2 separate regions of the Homo sapiens genome follow, and region 1 is linked to region 2. Evidence: read pairs that join two places in POLR2A ChIA-PET (ENCODE). Cell type or tissue: HepG2. All regions are shown on one strand. Links, peaks and the distances in the headings refer to the core of each region. The heading gives the core; the rest is flanking DNA.

Region 1 (2,900 bases), core at 179-2,678, 130 kb after region 2:
TTTGTGAAACTCTGGGCTATGAGTTCTGCTTACTTTGTCGACATGTTAGACGTTCTTCACTAAATGGGGCATTTCCGTCGTCGCTGTCTACGTGCTGAAAAGTCCACACCCTTAAGCCCAGTCTTTCTTTCTTTATGTGCTGAAAGGCATCAGTGAGATGCCAGGAGTGGGAGAAGTCACTGGAGAAGCCCCTTGGAAGTCCGCAGCATGTCATGTTCATTTACGGTGTCTAAGCTGCTTCACTGATACAGGCACATGTTAAGATGTGTATTAGGAATAATGGCTTTACAATAATGCCTATTTTAGTAGGGATTTTCTGCCCACAATTTGTAAAAAAATCTAATAATTTTACCAAGCTTAACCTTCTCTCTTTTTTTTTTTTTTTTTTTTTTTTTTAGACAGAGTCTCACTCTGTCGCCCACCCAGGCTGGAGTGTAGTGGCGTGATCTCGGCTCACTGCAAGCTCTGCCTCCCGGGTTCACACCATTCTCCTGCCTCAGCCTCCCAAGTAGCTGGGACTACAGGTGCCCGCCACCACGCCCAGATAATTTTTTGTATTTTTAGTAGAGACGGGTTTTCAGCATGTTAGCCAGGATGGTCTCGATCTCCTGACCCCGTGATCTGCCCGCCTCGGCCTCCCAAAGTGCTGGGATTACAGGCATGAGCCACCGTGCCCAGCCTTAACCTTCTCTTATAGGGCCTGGTAACTCACCACGAGTGAATGAATAAAATAAACACCACATTGAAAACACGAACTGTGATTTTATCGTATTTTCCTGTAAAGTACTGTTGGCAAGAATGGCATCTAAAATCATTTGAATCAAAATCTTCACTAAACTGTAATTCACTAGATGCCAGTTGCAGAAGAAAATGGTGAAGTGGATGCCAATTTAGCCTTTATTCTGTAATTCTAGACTGCGCAAAGCTGCGCCCGAGTCCCGTTTTCTGTGAGTTCCACACACTGGCTAGCCTTGGTCTTGAGGACTTTCCACACAGGTCTGGGTGGTGATAAACTCATGAAGGGTGTCTTGGAAAGGGAGGAGCTCTTCTGCCTGGAATCACAGGGAGAACGCAGTGCTCCCACCAGACACTAGCTCACTGCTGCTTTCCTGGTTGCATGGACAGAACCTCCTGTCTTTAGTTAGGGGAATAGTAGAGATCTGGGGAGTGAGCCCGAGGGTGTGGAGGGTCATTGTCCCGTGCGGGAGGAGGGTTGATGATGGTGTGTGTGCAGTTGTGGGTTGAAGGGCTCGTGGAGGGTGTGGAGGACCGTCATCGTCCCATGAGGGAGGAGGGTTGGCGGGGTCTCTGCCGTTCTGGGTTGAATGGCTCGTGGAGGGTGTGGAGGACCGTCATCATCCCATGCGGGAGGAGGGTTGGTGGTGTGCGTGCAGTTCTGGGTTGAAGGGCATGTGAAGAGGGCAAACTGGGCTTTTGGTTTCTGTCTTCCCTTGAGTCCTGAGTGAGTCACTCCATGGTCCCCCACCCTCCTGCATAGAGTGCTCAGGATCGGCCCAGAAAAGACCAGTTACCCCCTGTTCTCCCCTCCACTACCCCCACGTTTGCTTGTACAGACTGAAGGGGTGACCTAGCAGATACCTGTGGGGGTCCAGACCTTGGGAGAGGGAAGTTCTTGGGGGTCAGCCGGTAGCCCTGTTCAAGGCAGACCTTAGAGGAGTCTTGAGCATGCATTCTTCACTTCTCAACTTTTGGCCATCTTAGTTTTTTCCTTGTACTTTATTTTTTATTTTTAAATTAATTATTTTATACTTAAGTATTATGTGGAAACAATCCAGAGGGCTTGTGGGTCTCTCTTCCTCCCATCGCTCCTGCAGGGGTAGCTCCTGTTTCTGATTCAGGACTCTGCTTCCTAAGCATGAGGCTCTGTTGCTGTCCCTTGATGCGTAAGTTTCAGATGCATGAGCCCCATCACTGTTCATCAGGTGGGGTACTGTGATTACTTTCCCTCGAAACGGTGTTACTACGAAAGCCAATGGTTGTTCTGTGCCCTCCAGCAGCTCTGTAAGATGCTCTCAGTACAGTCTGCCTGCCACGGAACTGTTCCCTGCCATGTTCCCTAGAGGGGTCCGCCTTCAGTCCTCCTCCACGTTGCTCATTCTGTGCCTGCTCTAAACTGCTCTCCTGGGACGGCCTTTGCACTCGCCTGGGTTGGATGCCAGGATTCATGGATCTTCAATTTTTCTCTTTGCTGGTTTTGGTGGAACATGTCCTCCAGTGGCTCCCCAAGAAAGGCAATATATTAACTGGAATAAAGGCTCAGCTGCCACCCAGACAGCTTGGCTTCAACAAGAGAGAGGACTTTTTCTTTTTTTTTTTTGAACTAACAATGCAGCTGTGAGCGATCCACAGCCGATAGGCAGCCCCGTGGTGCTGGGGACCCAGGCTTCTGCTGCCCTGTGGCTCCGCCAGCCTGGGAGTGCCCTCTTGGTGAGCCACATGTTGCCTATCTCTTCATCAGCGTCCAGCCCCAAAGGGGTGGAGGGCATATTGAAAATTGCAGCCTCCCCTTTTGGCCACAATGTCCTCATGTGGCCACATCTGTGGGTGGGTGAGTGCCGCTGGTCAGACGTGTCTGTTAGACATTGGAGTGACTGATGAAGGAAGAGATAGTCTCTGTCATGGGGCCTAGAGGGTCATCTTCCCAAGCTTTGCGCGTCTGAAAAGACTTGTGGCTGAGCAGGGTGTGGGGAAGTGTTCCTTACAGGGCTTGGAAGCGTTTGTTCCATGTCTTCTGGCTTCTGAGGTTTTTGCTGGGAAATTCAGGGACTGTAGATTTTCCCTCCACTTTCTGGCCGCAACCTCTGCCTGTCTGCTGGCCTGATCTTCCCTCCCCATTCCAGCCTTCAGCCCTTGGCCTATCCTTGATCTTCCAGGGACTT
Region 2 (2,900 bases), core at 108-2,607:
TGCCCGGGCGTGCGGCCAGCGTCTCGCCGGGGCAGCGGCCCAGCTGCCGGTAGTAGTCCCCCGTGCTGGGCTGCTTGCTGAAGGCGCGGGGCTTGCGGCTGGAGTCCTGCCTCCGCAGCCCGTCGTGGCCGTCACAGGAGCTCAGCTGCGGGAAGACAGTGACCGGTGGGGCTCGGGCACCTGCCCGGTAGGCGCCCCCCACGCCTCCCCACCCAGCTCTTCACCTCCTGGGGACTCGCGGCCAGCGGCCGTCGAGGGGTGCAGCAGCTGACTTCCTAGACCCCCTGGTTCTCACAGTGGGCAGCGGGCGAGGGTCATGGGGGCCTCGGTGGAAGGGCAGGCTCCGCCCGCCTTACAGGGAGGGGTTCTGGGCACCGGCCAAGGGGCACAGGGGCCCCCACTGAGGCCAGAAGAGGCGGGCCCAGGGGCGGGGTGGCCCAGCCCCGACGCCAGGGGGAGCTGGCGAAGGGGCACCTCCCAGCTTAGCCCTCACTAGGCCCTCGGCCGCACTCCGCTCTCGGCTGTCAGAAGGACTGCGGGTCCCCAGGGCTCCGCGGAGCCCTGTCTTTCGGGGGTCCGGGGCCGGAGGGAGCCCCCTCCAGAGCCTGTGCTCTCGGAGGCTCCGGCTTGCCACGGACCCCGGTTGCCCGTCCGGGGGCTGCTCCTACCTGCCACGGTGCTGGTGGCCCCCGCTGTGCACCTGGCTGTGGGGGCGGCAGGACCCGACACCTGCGTTACCTGATACTTCCTCTCAGGTTACAGCCACCCGCGCACAGCCAGCCTATGGGCTCCGACGGCCTGACATCACCCGGGGCCCGCCAATCCCAGGCTGAACCCCCCCAGCCGTCGCGGATGCCACAGGGGGCGCCAACTACTTTGCCACACCTGGCCGCGGCTCTGCACCCGTCCCCGGCCAGATGTGACCCCGCCCCCTGCGCCTCTCCCTAAGCTGGGAGCTGAGCCCCCACCTTCATCCCCGCCCGAGAGGGGAGAGGGCTGACTGTGGGCAGAGGAGGCCTCTCATATTTGGCCCCCGGCTCCGGGTCGCGTCCCCACCCTTCCCCTCCTGCATCTGGAAACCATCGCCATCCACGAAAGCGACACCGACACCCGCGCTCAAGCCTCGGATTTCAGGGGCCGTAAGGCGGGGTCGGGTGACAGCGTGGCTTCCCACCCCATCGCAGCTGCCCCCAACTAGGCCCAGCTCAGTGAGGGAGAGTGAGGCGGCCGGGCCAAAGACTGAGTGACCGGGTGGGGGCTGTCCTCTGCCCCACTCTCCAGCCCATGCGTCCCTGCGGTGGCCTCAGACCCTTCACCCCGCCCGACCTGGCTCACGTTGCAGGAAATGCGACACCGCAGGATTTGTTTTCTGGGCCAGCCCGCCCGCTCCGCGCCCCCTGCAGCCCGGAGGTTCGGACGCCACGACCCTGCTCCCGCCCCCGGTCAGGCACCCGCGCGGGGGGCGCCGCGGCGACACAAAGAGCCCTTTGTGGAGCGTCCGGGCCCCGGCCCTGGCGCCTGCGGCCCAGCACGCACACGGCCGAGATGGACGCACATAGCCGGGAGGGGCGCACACAGTGGGGAGGGGCGCACACAGCCGGGAGGGGCGCACACAGCCCGGAGGGACGCACACAGCCGGGAGGGGGCTCACACAGCCAGGAGGGGACCACGCAGACCTGGCACTTGGGCTCAACGGTGGAGACGGGGCACTGGCTGGGCCACCTGTCCTGTGGATTTGGGCGGGGCCAACAGTCTGCGTTGGGAACTCAGCGATTCCAGGGCCCCCTCTGCCTCCCAGAGATGAAAGGGGAAGCCACTGTGGGAGCTTGGTCTAAGGTGGCATGAAGAGGGCAGCTACTGGAGCTGGCCTGCAGGTTCGGTGTCCCTCCCATGCCTCCCTTGCCCAGTGGCCTTGTGACCCGAGTCACCTTTTATGAATTGGCCCTGGGGTGGCTTTGCCTTGGGCTTGAGAACTGCAAGGTCCCAGGCTCCAGCAGGACCCCAGGGGGCTGCCACACCACATCTGGCCACCTGTGACCTCAGGCTGTCCCCTCACCTCTTAGACCATCCTTGCTCTGTTCCTATGGCCAGAACGCCAGTGTTCCCCAGGGCACCCTGCCCGGGATACCCGGAATTGCTCAGACCAGACCTCTGCCCCAACCCCTGCTCCAGAGCCTCAGCCAGGGGCCTGCAGGCCCCAGACATCCCTAGGCACCTCACACTCCACCTGCCCACCCTGGCCTCATCCTCTCCACACAGGCTCGCTTCCTTCCAGGGCTCCCAGCTCAGGCCTGGCCCTTTCCCCCAGGAGCTCAAGCCCTAAACTGGAACCAGCCACAGCTTCACTTCCACCCAGCCCTGCTAGTGCCTGCTCACCTTCCCCCCACCCTCCTTCCAGCCCTCACCTCCACAGCCATGCCACTGGCACCTTCCACCTGGCAGCCACCTCCCTTGGGTGACACTCTCCGACTGAGCCTGGGGCTGTGGGGGTGGGGGGGCATGCTTGGGGAGGGGCAGTCTCCATGCATTCTCTGTCAACTCCATGACAACCCGGCCACTCTGTGCAAGAGGTGGCACAGGCCCAGTTCCTGGTGAGGCACAGCTGTCTGGACCTGCGTCCTTCACCCCCCAGCTCCCATGGAGGGCAATGACCTGCTCTTACTCTCCTCCCAGTCCAGTGTCCAGCCCTGACCCCTTGTGGGACTCGCCAGGAGCTTTGACTCTTGAACATGCCATGGACCCAGGGATCCCCACCCTATGCCCACTAGTGAGGCCAGGCCTTTGGCCTCACTGGCCCCCATCAGCCCAGTCCCCCTGCTGGGAGGCAGGCAGGGGGTGAGGGCTCACTACCTCCTTCTTGAGGGCCTCTGTCTCCACGTGGCGGAGTTTGTTCTTGGTCT

What was found. ChIA-PET counts read pairs that join two places held together with the same protein. Peaks named below come from ENCODE experiments on the same cell type or tissue, not always from the same donor. Only the 100,000 strongest peaks of a DNase experiment are listed, where the experiment ranks them.
Region 1: POLR2A ChIA-PET joins it to region 2 with 6 read pairs; 3 of 35 experiments call an interaction of 5 or more read pairs at or near these places.

What each region holds. Positions count from the first base shown.
Region 1 is chr1:6,313,250-6,316,149 of GRCh38, reverse strand. All of the region lies in intron 6 of ACOT7 (acyl-CoA thioesterase 7), which reads left to right. Among named protein-coding and RNA genes, the nearest start is that of GPR153, 54 kb to the right of the region's middle. In HepG2, for the core only: no CTCF peak of the experiment used is centred there; no DNase peak of the experiment used is centred there.
Region 2 is chr1:6,445,886-6,448,785 of GRCh38, reverse strand. It overlaps ESPN (espin), which reads right to left. Exons shown (of 13, transcript NM_031475.3): 7 at 2,851-2,900; 8 at 1-145. Among named protein-coding and RNA genes, the nearest start is that of MIR4252, 17 kb to the right of the region's middle. RefSeq lists enhancers at 344-1,218, 1,243-1,901. In HepG2, for the core only: CTCF peaks have their summits at 468 (motif pointing right), 888 and 1,382 (motif pointing left); DNase peaks (open chromatin) are centred at 435, 845 and 1,555; H3K4me3 peaks cover 2,380 bases.